2 separate regions of the Homo sapiens genome follow, and region 2 is linked to region 1. The links are chromatin loops, found by intact Hi-C in ENCODE. Cell type or tissue: Panc1. All regions are shown on one strand. Each heading gives the region's core, and the rest is flanking DNA. Links, peaks and the distances in the headings are about the cores only.

Region 1 (5,877 bases), core at 443-5,442:
GCCTGCCTTTTGCTCTCCCTGTTGAGTCCAGGGCCACAAGTAAAGGCTGAGTTGTCATTCTCTTTTCCTTTAAAGCCCTTTTCAATATGAAGTTCTATGATTCTATGATTCCCAGTGATTATGGGGAAGAAACACTGAAGTAGGCGAGAGAGTAGGTTTTAACTCAGATTAGTTTATACGTTGTGGTACATTTTTAAACTGGACAATTCTAATTGAATTCTAATGTTAATAGCCCCATATTACCAGAGAATTATGGATTTCCCCAAAATGTTGCTAAGAGGTTGGGCATGGAGATCCGGGAGAGTGAGTGTGTAGGTAGTGGTAGGAGAGGACAAAACAGTAGTATTCTTCTGATTTTGCCTCCCACATTTGGCATATTCAATAAATAACTTACAGCTGTCTTTCTCTGTGACTCCGTTACAAATTTCTTAACAGCACGTAGGAGTTTAATATATAACAGTGCCTAACACAATGCTTAGCATCTCATTCGTTAGTAATTCCAATGCACTGAAAAAGGAAATGAATGTGTTGAATGTATTTTAGAGCTTCAGAATCTCCTCTCTCTCCTGTTTCTCCTCTTTTCTTACAACTGTTTTCCATATGCCACCCTTTAAGGCTACAGATCTCTATCATCACATAATAATCACCTGTAAACCAGAATCAGTATCTAATAGGCCTAGAGTAGTTTCAGATTTGATTGTCTGAAATTGAATCAGAATCTATATCTAATAGGTCTAGAGTAGTTTCAGATTTGATTATTAGAAATTGAAATCCTGTGCATTTATTTTGTGTAATACACCAGTTACAATGCCTTGAGACCCCTGCTACTAGGTTCCTATTAGATTCTTCCTTAAAGTTTCCCTATTGGGGGAACCTACCCCCAGTAGTCACATAGGTTCTTTTCTATTTTTCCCTAAGTGTCAGCTGGTCTGAGAAATAAAGGGACAGAGTATAAAAGAGAGAAATTTTAAAGCTGGGTGTCCGGGGGAGACATCACATGTTGGCAGGTTCCGTGATGCTCCCTAAGCCATAAAACCAGCAAGTTTTTAATTAGCAATTTTCAAAAGGGGAGGGAGTGTACGAATAGTGTGTGGGTCACAGAGATCATATGCTTCACAAGGTAATAAAATATCACAAGGCAAATGGAGGCAGGGCAAGATCACAGGACCACAGGACCGGGGCAAAATTAAAATTGCTAATGAAGTTTCGGGCACACATTGTCATTGATAACATCTTATCAGGAGACAGAGTTTGAGAGCAGACAACCAGTCTGACCAAAATTTATTAGGCGGGAATTTCCTCGTCTTTATAAGCCTGGAAGTGCTACGGGAGACTGGGGCTTATTTCATCCCTACAGCTTCAACCGTAAAAGATGGCTGCCCCCGAAGCGGCCATTTCAGAGGCCTACTCTCAGGGACACATTCTCTTTCTCAGGGATGTTCCTTGCTGAGAAAAAGAATTCAGCGATATTTCTCCCATTTGCTTTTGAAAGAAGAGAAATATGGCTCTGTTCCACCCGGCTCACTAGCAGTCAGAGTTTAAGGTTATCTCTCTTGTTCCCTGAACATCGCTGTTATCCTGTTCTTTTTTCAAGGTTCCCAGATTTCATATTGTTCAAACACACATGCTCTACAAATAATTTGTGCAGTTAATGCAATCATCACAGGGTCCTGAGGTGACATACATCCTCCTCAGCTTATGAAGATGATGGGATTAAGAAATTAAAGTAAAGACAGGCATAGGAAATCACAAGGGTATTGATTGGGGAAGTGATAAGTGTCCATGAAATCTTCACAATTTATGTTCAGAGATTGCAGTAAAGACAGGTGTAAGAAATTATTAAAGTATTAATTTGGGGAACTAATAAATGTCCATTAAATCTTCACAATCCACATCCTTCTACCATGGCTTCAGCCACTCCCTCTGTTCGGGGTCCCTGACTTCCTGCAGCATTTCCCCATCAATTTTTGAGTTCTCCTGGGTACTGCACCAAATTGACTTTAAGAACAAATCCTTTTTTATTCTCCACTCTCCTTGCTGCTTCCTTCTCTGCCTGTGACCCTCGCAAGGCCACCTCTCTGCTTCATTTTAATGTTCTTAACTCTTATTCTCACTTCCACAGTAGGCAGAAAGAAGCTGTTTTCCTTAAAATATAATCTATCTAAACTGAGATAAAGTATAAATGATGAAGAGTATTTATTTTAACTAATAAAAGAAAAATCTAAAATCCATTAAAAAAAAGGTGTGGATATTCTACTCAAGGACTTCATTATATTTTGTATGTAAACTGATACACTTTTCAGAAGATAAAGAAAATAAAGATTTTCATTAGTATTATTTTAGTATTACTTTATATTTTTGCTCTAACATTAATTTGTGTGAGCCTTGTGATGCAAATCTATGTTCACCTGTTTAATAGTTTTGTTAGCCTTCTTTTTGCACTTACAAAAAGCTTTAATTCACTTGATTTTTTTGGTGGTGGAATTGGCATACTCAAGCAATATCAGCAGCAAATCATCACTAGATGGCAGCATAACTCAATTCTTAAATACATTTCTACTGGTAATTTTTTTCTTATTAACTGGCATTTGTTTCAAAAACTTAAATGACGAAAACATTATACTGAAATAATATGTTAGTTGGTCTTAAATATTAGTTGCAAATAATCACACACAATCTTGAGAATAGGGCCAATGCATTTGTTTTACTCCAAGTAAAGAAGGCAATAGCTGTTTTAACTCTTGAAGTACATTATGTAATACTGAAGCCTAACAAGATACAGACTGAAATGCATGAATTTTGGAATCTGATACAACTGAATTTAAAACTGGCTCTGCTCTTTCCCTGTCGTAAAAATTATAAAATTTATTATCGTTGCTATTTTATCTATCCACCTCAGTTCTCAAATAATCTCTTCATAATTAGAACCTTTTGAAGCAGCATTTTCATGGGTGCATTTTAAGATTCTTTAATGTAAAATGTGAATTCTTTATTGATCTGTTCTACAATAATTAAATTTCTATAGTATCTACCATTTGTAGTATAAAAATTGAATTTCAATAATTCTAGCTTCATTATTTTATAAATGCATCATGTGAGTAAATAGTATTCTTCCACTTTATAAATGTACTTTGTTTAATTTGTCTCTCTCTCAATGCTCAGGCTAAAATGACCACACACTAGATGCTAGATAAATGCCTGTTACCCTGATTTGAAAGCGATCACTCACTGTGAAAGTGATTAATTTATTCAAGAATACCACCTCTTTACTGAATGAATAAACAGAGACTCAAGATTTTAATAGACTTTCATAAGGTCATGCAATTTGTTGAGGCAGAGCCAAGATTAGAAACAAATTATCTTCCTAATATACCACATACTGGCTCTTGTTTTGTTCATGATCATCCACCATGACCCCTAGAAACTTTAGACATAATTATTCCCTCCTTCATCCTTGCCCACAAAACTTAATCACAGATTCATGTCAAATCTATCTCCAAAAGCCTCTTGAATCCATCGCATTTTATTCATCCACATTTCCAATCTTTAGTGAGAACCTTTATTAAGTCACCTGTATAATTATGTTAGTATCTGAAATGATCTCCTGTTCCAGCCAGGGATTTCTACCATCTTACTATTTTCCTCCTTGAAATATTCTAGTTCACTTTGATGTAAATGGGAGTGTAAATCAGTGTGCTCTCAAGAGCATATTATTTTTAGTTCTCAAAATTTGTAAGAAGTGACCCACATCCTTACAATAAAGATAATGTGTTAATCTCAATATTTAAATGTCCTGGGGACTAAGTGGACACATCTCTTCATCTCATTAGAGATGTTTTATGTAACTAAAAATTTAAAAAATTGAAAAAGTAAGGAAGAAGAAGGAAAGTCGAGCTGCTTTTGTCTTCCTTTTGGCTTCCTTTTCTGCATCATTGAAACTTTAGGAGAAAGTTAGAAAACTCTTCTTTCACTGCACTGATACCTCTTGCTGAATCTAGTCAGAGATTGTGCCTCCCAGATGACAAGGGAGACAAAAGTGGAGTGATACATTTCATCCCGGGTATTATGCAGGTTCCCAATAAAACAAACAAAAAAAGGAAAACAATAAGTGGTCATCTCATCTAAAGACAGCAAAATCTTTCTAAATGAAAGCTTAGGATAATTGAGCTATAACACATGTCAAAATGAAAATTGCACCAAAGTCAAACAGGCCAGGAAGATTTTATTCAAGATGATTGTAATAGGAGAGAGAGGCCAGAACTCAGTTGGAACTCAACTCCAGTGAAACCCAGGGCTGGAGAGTTTTTAGGAGCTGAGGTTGAGGCTGCTGAGGTTGGGGGAGCTGAGGCGGGCTGCCCTTTGTCGGCTAATTGGCATTACCTCAGGGAAAAGCAAACTCTCTCATATTTTTATGACAGGAGGTACTTTTGCAACTTGGAACAAGGGGCCTTGCCTCCAAAGTTAGGCTCCTGCTTTCCCACAGAAGCTGGGAGACAGAGACACTATCTCTTTTGGTGATTATGGTTCAAAGAGGTGGCTCCCAGGTTCTTAGGAAAAACATTCCTGAATTGTGTAACTGGCAAGAGGCTTTTAAAAATACATTTCCGAGGACCAGAAAAGCAATTTAAAATTAAAAATCTCCTAAAGTAAACGCTCTAAGAAAAGGGAGGACAGAGGCCTAGAGTCAAGGAGCTAAATTAATTAAATTAATGTTTAATCAAGCTGAAGGGAACGGCAAGGTCTTCTTGGTCACAACTGATTATCAATACGCTCTCCAGCAGAAAGTCTTAAAAAGAGATGAAAAGAGCCTACCGTGAGAAAACAAACAAACAAAAACCATAACAAAACACAGTACTGCAATAAAGAACCATCATGCAACCCGAAGGGCAGATAATAGAGTTTAGCTGAATCTCTGCCCTATGTGAATTTTAAGAACAAATACAAAAACAAAAGTACAATATAGGCCTAAGAAAAATTACATCAAGGCAGAAAAGAAAACACCACCATGAAGACTTAGAGAAAATGCAGGCCTTTAGATGATTTAGTAAGAAACTAAAGAAAAATTTTAAAAAGTGCATCATTATGAATTAAGAAGATACAACTCTGATGAAATAGCAATAAGTATTCATAAAAGACTAATAGACAAACATCAATTCAAAATGTGAAAAATAATTGGATGAGAAGGATCTAACGAGCTATAAAATAAGCTAAAATAAAATATAAAGTAAATTATATATAAAGGTATTGATATTCCCTAATATAATACATTTCATGAATAGGATAAACAAAAACACTTAAAATAATAAATAATATTTATTAAGTGCTCTTTAAGTGTTAAAAGTCTTGATTTCTTAAAAAATCAATAAATTAAAGTGTTAGAAATACTGGAATATATATATTTAACATTATTAGAAAAAATAAGCCTAGGTCAATATGCCCTCATCCACTCTCACACATTTCTGTGTTTTTAATTATTTTGAGTTTCTTTTTTTTATTTTTTTGTATGTTTATCTCATTTAATAATGTTAGAGATTTCTCTTCAATTGCCTGATAATACTTGGCTGTTCCTTCATATTTAAGAATAGCACTATTGCAAACTCTGTGTGCATGAGTAGCCTTGTCAGCTAGTGGCCTTTCTTATAGGATCATCTGAATGAACTAGTTCAGGAAGGGTCTCCATCAGTAGGTGCGTTCTTACACTGTTCAGTTTTGCTTGAAATGAATTTTTAGTTCTTCTGACCATCAGGAGTTGGGATGAGGGAAAAAGGAAATGAGTAAAAGTAAATTCTTAATTATTCCTTCAGTTATTTTAGTATTCAGAGCCAGACTTTCATGGTTAAGTATACAGATTAAATTATCCCACTTTCAACAAGATTC
Region 2 (5,877 bases), core at 241-5,240, 370 kb after region 1:
TTTTTATTTTCCTCATTTTCTCTTTCTTGTTATCATTAAAATGAGTGAAATTGAGCTCTATAACATATTCACAAATGCTTATTCATTTTTTCAAAACTGTGCCTAGACTGTGTCCTTTCTCTGTGCTACTCTCGCCCAGGATCACTAATATTGCAGCAATTTTCACATACTTTTGTTAATAATTCCACATATCCACAAGTTGCTCAGAGAGACTTAAACATTCTATCCCCAGGACCATGACTTAAAGCAAGAAGTAGGTCTTCAGCCCCTGTTGTGAAATTAGTAAAAGAATAAATTATAAAATTCTGTTGATTTGGTATGCAAAAATTCCACTGGAGCCAACACAGAATCTGCCTTTTAAAAGTTACTTCATCCTCCTATTATTTACAATAGAAAAATCAGCCTATACTATAAAATATAAAGGAAGAAAAACTTAAAAAATATAAGGCTCATCTCTATTTTGTAAATGAAAGTCAGAGAGATAATTTAATATTTGAAAATTAACATCATGGGAAAATCATGAAAATAAGCTACCTAAAATATAATACTAAGGAATTTCCATTTTTATAATTTTACATAAGTTGCATTATTTTTAGTTTGTATTTCTAAGGACATTATCTTTCCAAATGGGAATACTTCATGCCTATTATGCTCCTGTTGCTTTTCTTTCTTAAATAATAAAATAAAGACTAAAGAATTACAAGAATTTTAAATGTTCAAGTATCAGAAGTTCATGTAATCCTGTGATCCAAAATTTCCACTTTTAGAAATTTACTGTAAAAAAATTTACATTAAAGTACAAGGATAGACAAATAGAATGATATTCAATGAGGCATTATTTATAATTAAAAAATAAAAATGTCTGTCTCTGAATTGATGGTATGTCTGTAATATAGCATTCCAAGGAATTAGATACTGCAACATGTACTTACATGGAATGGTCTCCAAGGAATCATGTTAAGTTAAAAACAAATGACTGCAGAACAACAATATGCAGAATGTAATCTCATTTTTTCTCATTACATACAACTAATAAAGCAAATGAACAGAAACACTATATTTTTAGGAGTGGTTATAGCTGGGTGTAAGAGTGGCATTAAGCAGAGGTATTCCTAATGAGAAATCCTAATTCATTCCATAAATGTCTGAAAAGTTAAAATTCTCTACAAAAAACTTTAAGCATGTATTCTAGGTTTAATTTTAAAACAAAATTCAAAGTAAGTAATAACCAAGAGAAGGTTAAGCCTGATTATTCTGAATGACCATTAAGTTGATTTTATTAACCCATAGAACTTATAAATTGGAAGTTTTTAATTTTTCTTCTTTTTTACAGCACCATAAACTCAGCTGATGGTCTTAATTTTGTGTATATTCATGTCTTATACACTAATTTTGCCATAATTAACGAGTTTGTTGTTCATAGAACTTTGGTCTCTATAGAGAGAAAAAAATCTCTTTCATTGCTAAGTCTGTCCTTAAAGGCCAATCAAGTAGGAACAAGTAGGGTCCACTGTCTGGTCTGCTGGTTCCATGCAGAGCTGAGAATTAATTCAGTTTCTTCTGAGGCTGTTGATAAAATCAATTTTTTTTATCCAAGTTTTACCACTTAAAAACAGATCCACAAACATTACCACATTTATGGTATTGAATTAGATTGAAGAAAGCTGGCATTTCAATGAAACCACTATACACAATTACCAAGCTTGGAAATCAGTAAAAAAGATTAGACTTCAGGTGTCTATATATAAATGTGTGTATATATCACACGTTACAGATTTTTATATCTATATCCACATAAAGTGTTTCTATGTATAAATAAATATTTAAGTACAGATTATACATAAACATGTATATATTATAAAGATTGTTATAGAAATAGGTATAAAACAATATAACATTCACTTCTAACATAAAAAAAATACCCAAAATTACTATTGACCACTGAGACAGATGTGGTCCCTGATAAATATCTTCTACCATGTTTTCTTTATATCCTTATCCAATGTACATATACAATCCTTCCTCTATATTTTTATTTTGAGGACACAGATTGATTTAATTGGAATTGTAATTGTTTGTTTAGAGTCAAGGCCTATCCATTCACACAAAAATGTAATTTTCTGGGATACAAGAAAGAAAGGCTTGATGTGTTATTGGTATTATCACAATGAATTATGGTGTACAAAATTAGGTAACCAGAATTAAAAGTCATCAATTATGAACATATAGTATCATTTTGCTTTCTTAAGTATCATGATGAAATTTAAAGTGTGTAATTACCATATTTTATAAAAATGTTTTTTATAATTGTTTCATTACACTGAAGAAAATTTTTATGCTTTTCACTCTTAATAATGATAATGGACAATATATAGCAATTTCATGACATAAACCAGAATTGTAATTTCAAAATTGCAATTATTTAAAATTCCCCCTAATATTTTTATCTTTAATATATTTAATATAAATTTATTTTTAAATGATTAATTTGTCTTGGTATGATATGAACTGCTCTACCACCATCTAGTGTTATAGAGTCACATTATTAAGCCTTATCTGCTATGAGTCCCAATATGTCTTTCTTGAAGCCAACAATCATGTCCCAAAATAAATTATCCAAAAATATTTGTTTTTACTTAATGGAAAGTGATGGAGGTGAAGGGAGGTAACTAGCTTACAAACACCTGCTGAAGAGATGTTCTGATCCAGAAAAGTCTGTTTCTTTTAGCACTATGGCACTGCAGTTAAAGCACATCTTACATAGTGCCACCAATGTCTGTCTACCCTGCAGTACCACCTTTGTTAGTCCAGGTACCTGTAAACCAAAGGGTCCCCAAAACCTCAGTCTCAAATATTATTGTTCTTGCTGTCCTTATTCTCCTTGCTCAGTAATTTTTTTCTAAAACCATAACATAATCCCCAGGTAGCCAATTTCCATCCAGCTATGGGAGCTAGACCCACCTGTAGCTCCAATGAAGCCCCATATTACATATTAAGTTAGAGCTGTAGTACTTTTTCTTCCTTAAGATCTTTGTTTAGTGGACATCTGCTCCTCTTTGCTAATCAGCTTAGGCAGAACCCCTCCAATCCTATCTGGTACACTCCAGCAGGTGTTCCTATTCAGATGTATGAGCAGCAGACACTAGAGTCTCCCTTCCTCCTGTGTCTGAGGAGCACTTTTACAAGTACTTGCAAACTCTTCCCAGAGAGCAGAGGTAAATTTACACTAAAAGATCCTGTGTAAATTGCAATTTGGTTATGAGAAACAAGGAAACCATATTTAAAATCTATAAGAGATTGATTGATTGGCTGTGTAATTGGAAGTACAATAAAATGAACTTTAGTGTTGCATGCCTTAACAAGTTAACTATATCAACTGCTTTCACATCATGGTCTAGGGACTCCTAGTAGCCATGAGGCCTTTTCTGGGGTCCATATAGTCAAGCATAGTTTTGTAGTAATACTAAAATATTTCTTGCCTTTTTCACTCTCATTGTCTCACTTGTTTACAGTGGAGTTCTCTAGAGGCTACATGACATGTGGTCTCTCAACTCATTGAATGCAGAAGCAGGTAGGAGAAATCACCCATTGTCTATTAAGCAAGATATAAAAGAGATTTGCAAAAGTGTAAAACAGTGCCACTCTTCTAATTTTATTTTTGTCTCTTTTAAATGATTTTCCTTTCACACAATTTATTTTTCATTAAAATGTTAGCTCATATCACTTGGTTATATCCCAGTCCAGGAAAATAGGTGTCTCCTAGCCTTTTTATGTATGACTAACAGGACAAACTAGTGATTCTATACAAGACCACAAAGTCTCAAAGTTAATCTTCAATACAATTGGCTGCTTTACTAGATTATAAAATAAATATGACTATGCATTTACTATGTAAATAAATTTTTTAATATTATGAATTCTTCTACCCTAAGGAATTCACAATAGTCATAGAGATCTACAATAATCATAAATATCTAGGTCTATTGCTTAAATATTGGAATGTCTTAAAATCTGGTAATCTCATCTACTTCCATGAATCCACCTGCCACCACAGCATCAATGATAACCCAAATGTCATCTCCAGCTCTGCCTTTTCTTGGCGTTTTATAATAGTAATTCCGAAATACACAAAGCTCTTCAATCTCAATCAATAAAGGCAATCAAAATACTAGCTATTATACATATTATTGTTGAAATTTTCAAGAGAACGTCAATTTACACTTGCCCAATTTGTTGATCAAATCTGCCCTTTCTATTCCATTATATATTTCTGTTATTTTGGACCATCATTTAGCAATGAAACAACTTGGTACCAAGAATCCTTTTTCTTCCCCAACACCTTCATCCATTGAATCGCTGAATCCTGTGGACTCTCAGACTCTAAATACCTCTAGCATTTTTCTCCCTTCTCTTCATTCCCAGGGCCAGCAGCCTAGCTTTTAATATGCTTTTAATTACTTTTTCTTGGATTACTGGGAATAAGCACTCTTTTAGGGGAACAAATGTGATTATGGCACTCACCTGCTTAAAATACTTTAATGGCTCCCAACTACTAGATAATATGGAATGTTCTTTTAAAAACCTTATTTTTATTTTTTGAGACAAGGTCTCTCTCTGTTGCCCAAGTTAGAGTGCAGTGGTGAAATCACGGGTCATTGCAGCCTTGATCTCCTGGGCTCAAGCAATTCTCCCTCCTCAGCCTCCCAAGTTGCTGGGATTACATGCATGTGCCACCACACCTGGCTAATTTTTGTATTTTTTTTTAAATAGAGATGGGATTTCACCATATTTCCCAGGCTGGCCTTGAACTCCTGAGCTCAAGCAGTCTGCCTTCCTCAGCCTCCCAAACTGCTGGGATTATAGGCATGCACTACTGCATCTGGACATAGAATTTTCCTAATATGTTATTCAAGAATTCCCTTAATGTGGTCCTTACCTACCTTTTCTGATATGAATATCACCTCTCCTATCATGTACCAGGCTATTTAATGACTTTGCACATGCAGTTCCTTCTGTCTAAAATTCACCTTTTTCCTTTGTGAGTCTGGCAAAGAACTACTAAGTAGTTAAACTTCAACTCAGTAATCACACAGTCTTTTAACAAATCCTTGAAATCTGGTCAAAATTAACCACTTCCTTTCAGTTTTCTAATATAGCACTTACCTCATTTCTGTAATATTTGATTTTCTTCTCCGTTGATAGAAAATAAGCTTGTAACAGAGAGTTTTATTCAGATTTTATGTTAATGGCATTGATTTGGTGCTTAGTAACTATTAAGAAGGCATAATGGCAAAGATTATGGCCATACCAAACATAAAGTTTAACTCAATCTTGGTTTATTTATTTACACCACTTTCCCCAAGTGGATTTTTAAGAAGGTTCATGAAAACAACAAACAGAATAGGAAGAAAGATATAAACTAAGACAAATTAGAAAATAGATTGTCATCTTGTGTGACAAGAGTAGGGTACTGTGAGAGATGTAAAGGAAAGAGGATGCTTCAAGGTGGAGAGATTAGCAGTCAATTTATGCTGAATTCAGAGAAGATAAAAACGTCTATTGGATGAAATAATCAGGCCACATAGTTTCCTATGATGAAGCAGTTTAAGTAAAGAAATAGGAAAAAATCCATCTCAAGGGATTAACAAACTACTGGGTGCTGAGAAATATAAGTGACAAGTACACACACACACACACACACACACACACACACACACACACACACACAAAACACAGAAATTACTGCATCATGAGGGTGGAAAATCAATTTTGTCCATAGAGGTCATCACAAATATTCATAATTTTTATAGGGCTTAACAGTGAGTCCTAACGTCAAATATTCCTGAATGCTAATCCTAAAACTTTCTAATTTATAGA

The links. A loop is a pair of places that touch in the nucleus more often than their neighbours do. Peaks named below come from ENCODE experiments on the same cell type or tissue, not always from the same donor. Only the 100,000 strongest peaks of a DNase experiment are listed, where the experiment ranks them.
Region 2: a loop joins it to region 1, with 2.3 times the contacts of the local background. A loop is called at or near these places in 10 of 110 quality-filtered maps.

Annotation. Positions count from the first base shown.
Region 1 is chr12:74,686,733-74,692,609 of GRCh38, forward strand. No RefSeq gene overlaps it. Among named protein-coding and RNA genes, the nearest start is that of ATXN7L3B, 150 kb to the left of the region's middle. In Panc1, for the core only: CTCF peaks have their summits at 2,511 (motif pointing right) and 2,716; a DNase peak (open chromatin) is centred at 2,489; H3K27ac peaks cover 1,320 bases.
Region 2 is chr12:75,055,886-75,061,762 of GRCh38, forward strand. All of the region lies in intron 2 of KCNC2 (potassium voltage-gated channel subfamily C member 2), which reads right to left. Among named protein-coding and RNA genes, the nearest start is that of KCNC2, 150 kb to the right of the region's middle. In Panc1, for the core only: a CTCF peak has its summit at 2,665; no DNase peak of the experiment used is centred there.